Linked DNA regions of Homo sapiens: regions 1 and 3 are each linked to region 2. A link is a contact called in ENCODE Hi-C or POLR2A ChIA-PET data. All regions are on one chromosome and are shown on one strand. Each heading gives the region's core, a stretch centred on a gene start or an enhancer-like site at or near the end of the contact. The rest is flanking DNA. Distances are from core to core; before and after follow the strand shown. Region 1 holds the start of DEF8 (differentially expressed in FDCP 8 homolog). Region 2 overlaps SPIRE2 (spire type actin nucleation factor 2). Region 3 overlaps FANCA (FA complementation group A).

What was found. A loop is a pair of places that touch in the nucleus more often than their neighbours do. ChIA-PET counts read pairs that join two places held with the same protein, here RNA polymerase II (POLR2A). Pooled maps may share reads with other maps.
Region 1: a pooled map shows a loop between it and region 2 (2.6-fold over the local background). The contact joins the promoter of DEF8 here to the enhancer-like site in region 2. A Hi-C loop is called at or near these places in 2 of 50 pooled maps. POLR2A ChIA-PET finds 5 or more read pairs at or near these places in 4 of 52 experiments (B cell, Caco-2, common myeloid progenitor, CD34-positive and 1 more).
Region 3: a loop to region 2 is called in a pooled map, with 2.3 times the contacts of the local background. The contact joins two enhancer-like sites. A Hi-C loop is called at or near these places in 6 of 168 maps with a recorded cell type or tissue (ascending aorta, heart left ventricle, heart right ventricle and 3 more) and 2 of 50 pooled maps. POLR2A ChIA-PET finds 5 or more read pairs at or near these places in 6 of 52 experiments (GM12878, OCI-LY7, Panc1 and 3 more).

What each region holds. Positions count from the first base shown.
Region 1 is chr16:89,947,382-89,950,901 of GRCh38, forward strand. DEF8 (differentially expressed in FDCP 8 homolog) reads left to right here and starts at 1,374. Exons shown (of 13, transcript NM_001242818.2): 1 at 1,374-1,433; 2 at 2,036-2,132. RefSeq lists an enhancer at 384-723 and a silencer at 1,404-1,503.
Region 2 is chr16:89,843,558-89,846,863 of GRCh38, forward strand. It overlaps SPIRE2 (spire type actin nucleation factor 2), which reads left to right. Exons shown (of 15, transcript NM_032451.2): 2 at 1,765-1,808. Among named protein-coding and RNA genes, the nearest start is that of SPIRE2, 17 kb to the left of the region's middle. Within about 2 kb of position 2,057, at least 2 of the 41 ENCODE cell types and tissues checked have a DNase peak (open chromatin) inside an H3K27ac peak, as active enhancers do; they include OCI-LY7, where a contact is called at or near this core.
Region 3 is chr16:89,763,761-89,766,842 of GRCh38, forward strand. FANCA (FA complementation group A) reads right to left here. Exons shown (of 43, transcript NM_000135.4): 28 at 1,130-1,306. Among named protein-coding and RNA genes, the nearest start is that of ZNF276, 44 kb to the left of the region's middle. RefSeq lists enhancers at 1,210-1,319, 1,480-1,549. Within about 2 kb of position 1,296, at least 14 of the 41 ENCODE cell types and tissues checked have a DNase peak (open chromatin) inside an H3K27ac peak, as active enhancers do; they include OCI-LY7, where a contact is called at or near this core.

The DNA.
Region 1 (3,520 bases), core at 124-2,623, 100 kb after region 2:
CTTAAGCCACAAACAATAGCGTGAGCGATCTGTGCCTTAAGGACATGCTCCTGCTGCAGGTAACTAGCCAGACCCATCCCTTTATCTTGGCCCATCCCTTCGTTTCCCATAAGGGATACTTTTAGTTAGTCTAATATCTACAGAAACAATGCTTATCACTGGTTTGCCGTTAATAAATACGTGGGTAAGTCTCTGTTCGAGGCTGTCAGCTCTGAAGGCTGTGAGACCCCTGATTTCCCACTCCACACCTCTCTATCTCTGTGTGTGTGTGTCTTTAGTTCCTCTAGCGCTGCCGGGTTAGGGTCTCCCCGACCGAGCTGGTCTCTGCAAGGTGGTGTGTGGCTCCCACTTGGGAGGCCTCCAGTTACTGGCACTGTCATCACCATGCCCACTGAACAAAGTGGACCAAGCCCCAGAGGCAGCCAAAACCACACCTTTCTGCAGGGAGGGTAAACTGAGCCCGCGAGCTCAGGGCAAGCGCACCAGGCGCATATGCTGGCCTTCATCTGTCCTCAGCTCCTCCCTGCGGGCACAAGCGGGGGCAGCTGAATCTTCCACGCGAGAAGCCTAAGAGTAGGGATACGGGGGCGGGGAGCAGCAGGCCTGCTCTGTGTGTAAACAACGGGAAAGCAGGAATAACGCCAGGGCCCGCGGACACCAGCTGCCTCCGAAGTCCCGCTGCCCGGCGCCTGCATGGAGCAGCCTCCTGAGCGCAGTGTGGCGCGTCCTCCTGTGTAAAGAGGGTAGAGCCGCGCCGGGTCCCTCCCTCTGCAGCCGTGAAGCCCCCGCGGGGCCCTGCAGGTGGCTGGCGGCACCTGCACACGGTGGTTCTCTGTTCCTTTTTCCTCCTCAACCACTGAGGTTAAAAAAAGTGTTAAAAGCCACCCTTTTTGTTTTTTTGAGACGGAGTCTCGCTCTGTCGCCCAGGCTGGAGTGCAGTGGTGCGATCTCGGCTCACTCCGAGCTCCGCCTCCCGGGTTCACGCCGTTCTCCCGCCTCAGCCTCCCGCGTAGCTGGGACTACAGGCGCCCGCCACCGCGCCCGGCTAATTTTTCGTATTTTTAGTGGAGACGGGGTTTCACCGTGTTAGCCAGGATGGTCTCGATCTCCTGACCTCGCGATCCGCCCGCCTCGGCCTCCCGAAGCGCTGGGATGACAGGCGTGAGCCGCCGCGCCCGCCCATTTTTTTTAAACGTGTTGGGGTTTGGGTTTCAGCCACAGGCCTTCTGCGATGAGAGGAAACCCAGGACGCGCAGCCCCAGGTCAGGCCCGCGGAACAGCCGGGCGGACTCCGGGGCTCGCAGACTCGCGACCCGCGTGCCATGAACCTCCGCGCCGGAGGCGGCAGCAGCGAGCGCGGGGCTGGATCCAGCGTAGCGGGGCGGCCGGGCGGATCCAGCGCAGCCGGGAGACAGATGCGAGGCGGCGGTCAGGTGAGCGGCGCGGGGCCGGCGGGGTCGGGGCCGGCGGGGACGGGGCCGGCGGGGACGGGGCCGGCGGGGACGGGGTCGGCGGGGTCGGGGCTGGGAGGGACGGGGCCGGCGGGGACGGGGTCGGCGGGGACGGGGCTGGGAGGGACGGGGCCGGCGGGGACGGGGCCGGCGGGGACGGGGCCGGCGGGGTCGGGGCTGGGAGGGACGGGGCCGGCGGGGACGGGGTCGGCGGGGTCGGGGCTGGGAGGGACGGGGCCGGCGGGGACGGGGCCGGCGGGGACGGGGCCGGCGAGGTCGGGGCCGGCGGGGACGGGGCTGGGAGGGCGGCCCGCCCGGCGCAGGGGCCTCGAGACCTCGGCCGCCCCACCCCGGGGACGCCGCCGCTGCTCCGGCGTCCACACCAGCTGCGTGCGGAGCACCCGGGCGGCTCAGGGGACCCGCGTGGCCGTGCCCCCGCCCTGGGCTGCTCCGAGCCTCAGTTTCCCCCTCGGTGGAACGGGTGGGTGGGAGAGACCTGCCCCCGAGGAGCCCGGGAGACCGGGCGAGCTCCCGCGGGTGTGGTGGGTGGGGAGGCACAGTGCTGGGGTGGCTTCTCCCTGCAGCAGGTGCCGAACCCACGGCCAGGCTTCCGTGGCCAGCAGCCCTAGAGGAATGGCCATCCTGTCCCTGCGAGCCCCTGGGCCCTGGCAGGCGATGCAGGTATGGGCAGACAGGACGCTGTTGACTCCGCACACCGGGGTGACTTCTCAGGTTCTCGGGGTGGCAGCTGCAGTGATGACACCGCTTCCTGGTGGTCACGCCGCGGGCAGGACGCGGGAGGCCAGGTCCGTGCATCCCGCGTGTCCTGAGCTTCGGCCCAGGGTCCCTCCGTGCCCCGGAACCCCGCCGGCTTTCTTCGGCTTCCTTTCATTGCTAAGTTGTGGGGTCCTCCCCGATGAGAGCAGTGGGCTCTAGAGGAGGGGCAGGGGGTGGCCAGACCTCTTGCTTTCACTCTTCCACTTCCTGCCCGCTCCTTTCTGAGGCCAAGTCCCACATCTGGGTGCAGAACTGGTGGGGTGAGCCTGGTGAGAGGGGCAGGCTGGCGTTCTGCTCAGAGTCGGCCACTGTGGCCGGCATCCCCAGGTCTGTGTGAGCAGAAGCTAAGGCTGCGAGGCCAGCGGCCTCCCCTCATTCATCCCCTGCCCGTGCGCCAGGCCTGGGGCTGGCACTGACTGTCAGTAAATAGGCAAATAAAAGATGCCTTTTTTCACAGCCCGGAGGAGAGCTGGTAGCCTAGAGTACAGCTGCTGGGCAGAACGGAGGTGTCCCTGCCAGCGTGCCTTCCTTGACGCTCCTCTGGCCATGTTTTAAACACCAGGAGGTTTCCAGCGGCTTCCCCAGGCGTAGCTCCTGCACCTTTTTCCTGGGCTGGTCACCATATGTGATGACAGTGCCAGTCTGTTCTGAGCAGCTCTGGGCTCCTGGCTTCACTGACATCATAAACAAGTCCTTAGCCCTTCCATCCACCCCAGAAAGTAGGTGTTCCCCCTGATTTATAGGCAAGACAATGGAGAACCAGAGTCTAAATCAGGGCTGATTTTTTTTTTTTTTTTGAGATGGAGTTTTGCTGTGTTGCCTAGGCTGGAGTGCAGTGGCACAATCTCGGCTCACTGCAACCTCCACCTCCCGTGTTCAAGTGATTCTCCTGCCTCAGCTTCCCAAGTAGCTGGATTACAGGCATGCACCACCATGCCCAGCTAATTTGTTTGTGTTTTTAGTACAGACGGGGTTTCACCATGTTGGTCAGGCTGGTTTGAACTCTTGACCTCAAATGATCCACCCGCCTCAGCCTCCCAAAGTGAGCCACCACACACCGGCCATGATTCTTAAAAATAACAGTAATAGGCCAGGCATGGTAGCTCACACCTATAATCCCAGCAATTTGGGAGGCAGAGGCAGGAGGGTTGCTTGAAGCCAGGAGTTTGAGACCAGCCTGGGCATCAGAGTGAGACTCCGTCTCTACAAAAAGTTAAAAAAAATTAGCTGAGTGTGGTGGCACACACTGGAGTTCCAGCTACTTGGGAGGCTAATATGGGAGGACCCCTTCA
Region 2 (3,306 bases), core at 807-3,306:
TTTCAGTGTGCACAACCTCAGTCCCAGGCAGGTGGTGTGTCTCATCTCAGACCACAGGTTCTTTCCTGAAGATGTGCCTCGATGGATGGAGCTGCTGCCTTGCTGCCACGTTTTTTTTTTTTTGTTTGTTTTTGTTTTTTGTTTTTTTTTTTTTTTTTTTGAGACAGAGTCTCGCTTTGTTGCCCAGGCTGGAATGCAGTGGCGTGATCTCGGTTCACTGCAACCTCCACCCCTCAGGCTCAAGTGATCCTCCCACCTCAGTCTCCCGAGTAGCTAGGACTACATATATGCACTACCATGCCCAGCTATTTTTATGTATTTTTTGGAGAGATGAGGTTTCGATATGTGGCCCAGGCTGGTCTCAAACTCCTAATCTTAAGTGATCCACCCGCCGTGGCACCTCAAAGTGCTGAGATTACAGGCATGAGCTGCCGTGCCTGGCCTTTTTTTTTTTTTGAGACAGGGTCTCACTCTGTCGCCCAGGCTGGTGTGCACTGGTGCAATCTTGGCTCACTGCAGCCTCAACCTCCTGGGCTCAAGAGGTCCTCCCGAGTAGCAGGACTACAGGCACCTGCCACCACGCCTGGCTAATTTTTTTATTTTTATTTTTATATATTTTTTGAGATGCAGTCACGCTCTGTTGCCCAAGCTGAAGTGCAGTGGCATGATCTTGGGTCAGCCTCCACCTGCAGCCTCCATCTCCTGGGTTCAAGCGATTCTCACGCCTCAGTCTCCTGAGTAGCTGGGATTACAGGTGCTCTCCACTATGCCTGGCTCATTTTTGTATTTTGTACTTTTAGTAGAGATAGGGTTTCATCATGTTGGTCAGGCTGGTCTTGAACTGCTAGCCTCAAGTGGTCCACCCACCTCAGCCTCCCAAAGTAATTTTTTTTTTTTTTGAGACAGAGTCTCACTCTGTTGCCCAGGCTGGAGTGCAGTGGTGCAATCTCGGCTCACTGCAAGCTCTGCCTCCTGGGTTCACGCCATTCTCCTGCATCACCCTCCCGAGTAGCTGGGACTACAGGTGCCCGCCACCACGCCTGGCTAATTTTTTGTATTTTTAGTACAGACGGGGTTTCACCGTGTTAGCCAGGATGGCCCCGATCTCCTGACGTTGTGATCCGCCTGCCTCAGCCTCCCAAAGTGCCGGGATTACAGGCGTGAGCCACCGCGCCTGGCCCTCCCAAAGTAATTTTAAAATTTTTTGTAGCCACAGGGGCTTACTATGTTGTCCAGGCTGGTTTTGAACTCCTGGCTGCTAGCAGCTCTCCCACCTCGGCATCTCAAAGTGCTGGGATTATAGGTGTGAGCCACCACATCTGGCCTCCTACTCCACCTGCCCCTCCTTCACTCTTACTCCCAGCCATGTTTCCCTAGGGGCAGCCTCCTGCAGTGCCCGGGACAGACTGTGGGACCTGTTGGCTGCTCTCCAGCCCTGACTCGCCTTTGAGTGGTCACCATGGAGGGGCTGCTGCGTGGGGCACTGGGGGTCTGTCCACAAGCTGACCATCATCCTTCTGCAAGTAGGGGTTGCCTTGCTCTCCCGGCCCCTGTACCTGGGTGTCCTGCTTAGAGCCAGCTCGAGCCGGGCCTCATGGGTGTTCGTCCAAATGACCAAGTGGCTGGGCCTGCTGTGAGCTTTCTGGTGTTCCGGCGGAGAGTGGGGCTGTGGTGTGTGTCCCCGAGGGGGAGGTGGGGGGACAGCAGTGTTTATTGGGGTCCCGGGGATGCTGACAAATAACTTAACTCCCTCTTCTCTTACAGAACCTGCAACCATGGTCGTGCCACTAGCCAGCTCGGAAGCCCAGGTACTTTTTAAAAAATTCCAAGTATTACTTGATGTGTGTTAAAACGTACCTGCATCTTAAAATGTAAATCATAAAACATATATAGTTACACAGTTGTTTCAGGGAGGCAGGGTGCAGATGAAGTACCCAACAGGCTTAGTTGCAGGGACTGGATGAAACGCTGTTCACAGAGAGCAGACGTGGAGGAGACCGCCGGGGTGGGGAGGGTCCCCGTGGTGCTTCCGGCCTGGAGGAGGCAGTGGTGTTACTTCCTTCCACAGCTGCACAGATGAGGGGCACAGCTGACGTCTGCAGGGCCGGCCTCCCAGACACAGAGCCGGGGTCAGGGAGACGACTTCAGGTGCAAACAGGAAAAATCAGCCTGGTGACCAGTGCCCCGAAACCCCACCCGACCAAAACTGGAACCTCACCGCAGGGCAGGGCCTTCCTCTCCCATTCACCTGCCCTGAAGTCATGTCTGGAACGTCATGTTTCCACTTTCTACTGCCTTTTTAGTTTTCTTTCTTTGTTTTTTTTGCTTTTGTTCATTTTATTTTATTTTATTGTTTTGAGATGGAGTCGCGCTCTGTCGCCCAGGCTGGAGTGCAGTGGTGTGATCTCGGCTTACTGCAAGCTCCGCCTCCCGGGTTCACACCTTTCTCCTGCCTCAGCCTCCCAAGTAGCTGGGACTACTGGTGCCCGCCACCACGCCCGGCTAATTTTTTTCTATTTTTAGTAGAGACGGGGTTTCACCGTGTTAGCCAGGATGGTCTTGATGTCCTGACCTTGTGATTCACCTGCCTCGGCCTCCCAAAGTGCTGGGATTACAGGAGTGAGCCACCGCGCCCGGCCTTATTTTATTTTTTAATAGAGATGTCTCACTATGTTGCCCGGACTAGTCTCAAACTCCTGGGCTCAAGCCATCCTCCCACTTGGCCTCCCAAAGTGCTGGGATTACAGTTCTGAGCCACTGTGCCTGGCCTCTTTTTTTTTTTGAGATAGAATCTCCCTCTGTCACCCAGGTTGGACTGCAGTGGTGCGATCTCAGCTCACTGCAACCTCGGCTAGTTGCAGCGCAACCTCCGTCTCCTGGGTTCAAGCAATTCTCCTGCCTCAGCCTCCCGAGTAGCTGAGATTACAGGCGCATGCCACCACGCCTGGCTAATTTTTGTGTTTTTTTTTGTTTTTGAGACAGAGTCTCTCTCTGTCACCAGGCTGGAGTGCAGTGGCGTGATCTTGGCTCACTGCAACCTCCGCCTCCCGGGTTCACGCCATTCTCCTGGCCAGCCTCTCAAGTAGCTGGGACTACAGGCGCCCGCCACCATGCCCGGCTAATTTTTGTATTTTTAGTAGAAGTGGGGTTTCACCATGTTGGCCAGGATGGTCTCAAACTCCTGACCTCATGATTCACCCACCTCAGCCTCCCAAACTGCTGGGATTACAGGTGTGAGCCATCACGCCCAGCCTTTTTTTTTTTTTTTTTAGATCTACCCTCTTGTTGCCCAGGGGGAGTCCAGTG
Region 3 (3,082 bases), core at 46-2,545, 81 kb before region 2:
CATCTCTACTAAAAATACAAAACTTAGCCAGGCGTGGTGGTGCGCGCCTGTAGTCCCAGCTACTTGGGAGGCTGAGGCAGGAGAATCACTTGAACCAGAGAGGCAGAGGCTGCAGTGAGCCAAGATTGCGCCACTGTGCCCCAGAGTAAGACTCCACCAGAAAAAAAAAACAAAACAACAACAACAACAAAAAACAAGTTCTCGGGCGCAATGGCTCACGCCTGTAATTCCAGCATTTTGGGAGGCCAAGGCGTGTGGGTAATTTGAGGCCAGGAGTTTAAGACCAGCCTGGACAACATGGTGAAACCCCGTCTGTACTAAAGATACCAAAATTAGTCGGGCGTGGTGGCAGGCGCCTGTAGTCCCAGCTACTGGAGAGGCTGAGGCATGAGAATTGCTTGAACCCAGGAGGCAGAGGCTGCAGTGAGCCAAGACTGCACCACTGAGCACAGCGAGACGTTGTCTCAAAAAATATATCAGTAAAAATAAAAAAAGAAGTTCGTGTTGGGAGAAACTGAGAAAGTATAGCAGGGTTTCTCTGTATTTATTAATATATTTTTTTGAGACAGGGTCTTGCTGTGTCATCCTGGCTGGAATAGAGTGGCGTGATCTTGGCTCACTGCAACCTCCACCTCCTGGGCTCAAGTGATTTCTCTTGCCTCAGCCTCCCAAGTAGCTGGAACCAAAGGTGCACACAACTGTGCCCAGCTAATTTTTGCATTCTTTGTAGAGATGGGGTTTCACTATGTTGCCCGGGCTGGTCTTGAACTCCTGAGTTCAGGTGATCAACCCGCCTTGGCCTCCCACAGTGCTGGGATCACAGGTGTGAGCACCGTGCCCAGTATCTGTATAATTTCTTAAGAGCTGCACATGAGGCCACAACGATTTTAGTCAAGATTCCAATCAAACCATCTAAGTGCTGCTGTTCTTGCCTCTGAGGAGACAGTCGGCACACGCACCCTAGACTCGAGACGAGGAGACAGTCGGCACACACACACCCTAGACTCGGGACGTGGCATGATGCAGGGGAAGGAACGGTCACCTACGTGCTGCTGTTCTTGCCCGAGGAGCACACACAAACCCTAGACTCAGGACGTGGCATGATGCAGGAGAAGGAACGGTCACCTACGTGAACATCTTCCTCTTTCAACACCTCTCGGAAGGTTCTGTGTGTCCAGAGAGAGAGGGCAGCTCTCTGCCAGTCTGCAGAAGGAAGGTGCAAGGGTCTCCAGGAAAGGCTGGCTACGTCCTCCTCAGAAAGAGGCTGTCGGGCCTCTGAGAACAATCTGAACATGAGGAACTGAAACTGAAACAGAGAGTGACCCGGCCGTTTCTTCATTGCGCAAGTTTCACTGTGAGTGGCTGAGCAAATGCTCAGGTGGAAACAGACCATCAACAGCCCACACACACAACCCCACATTCAGAGGACCTCAGTCCAGCCCCTGGGAGGGCGCAATACACGACCCCACGTTCAGGGGACCTCAGTCCAGCCCCTGGGAGGGCACAACACACAACCCCACGTTTAGGGGACCTCAGTCCAGCCCTTGGGAGGGCACAACACACAACCCCACGTTCAGGGGACCTCAGTCCAGCCCCTGGGAGGGCACAACACACAACCCCACGTTCAGGGGACCTCAGTCCAGCCCCTGGAAGGGTGCAGAGCCCCTCAGCGATCATGGCTGTGCACAGTGCTCCAGGGAAGAGCCTATGTGCAGACCTTCCTGCCATCTGACTGCTTCCTTGAGCTAAATGTCTGGAAGCAGAATTGCAGGAACAAAACTGCCTCCCAGGGGTAGGGCTGGTTTGGTCCCGGGCAGTGAAACAGCCCATCTCTAGGCCTCTGCCAGGAATGGCGTTCCCACCAAAAATGCACACCAACTGGACAAGCCAGACACACTATTGGTGCTGCGTGACCGTGTCCATCTCTGCCCCCGAGGAGATGAGAGCCTCCCATGTTTATAACCAGCCTGCTCCAAGGACTGTCGTCCCTGCTCAGCATGCTGGGTGGGAACCACGCTGCCCTCTCCTAAGCTCAAACTCCATGTTTTCTTTAAAAACTTGGCACCAGGGACAAAGTTCCTCAGAGGAAATAACTGGAAATACGTGCACCCTGGATCCTCAGGGGCTGCTCCCAGATTCTGACTTAATTTATCTGGAAAGGGGCCAGGAATCTATAGTTTCAAAAGCTTCTCAGTTGATTCTAATGTGAAGCCTGAAGTTGAAAACCATTATTTATTTATTTTTTTTTTTTTTTGAGGTGGAGTCTCGCTCTGTTGCCCAGGCTGGAGTGCAGTGGTGCAGTCTCGGCTCACTGCAACCTTTGCCTCCCTGGTTCAAGCGATTCTCCTGCCTCAGCCTCCCAAGTAGCTGGGATTACAGGCGTGCGCCACCACGCCTGGCTAATTTTTGTATTTTTAGTAGAGACCAGGTTTCACCATGTTGGCCAGGCTGGTCTCGATCTCTTGACCTCATGATCTGCCCGCCTCGGCCTCCCAAAGTGTTGGGATTACAGGCATGAGCCACCACGCCCAGCCTGAAAACCACTATTTTATACACGAGACGTTCATTAAAATCCTATAAAAGGACAACACTGGTTTGCAGTGCCATTTCACCTTTACTTTTGACATTCAGGGTTTCCAATGCTCATCTTTAAATTCCTTTGTCTGGGCCGGGCACCAGCGGCTCACGCCTGTAATCCCAGCACTTTGGGAGGCCAAGGCGGGTGGATCACTTGAGGTCAGGAGTTCGAAAACAGCCTGGCCAACATGGTGAAACCCTATCTCTACTAAAAAACATACAAAACAATTAGCCGGGTATGGTGGCACGTGCCTGTAATCCCAGCAACTTGGGAAGCTAAGGCAGGAGAACTGCCTGAACCCGGGAGGTGGAGGTTGCAGTGGGCCGAGATCGCACCACTGCACTCCAGCCTGGGCGACAGAGCAAGACTCCATCTCAAAAAAAAAAAAAAATTCCTTTGTCTGAACAATGTAAGGAACATTTACTAGATGAGAGGAATAAGAATTCTTCTTTCCAGGGAAAGATACTTATTATGAATACTGATCTTTTAATTCATCTATCCTAT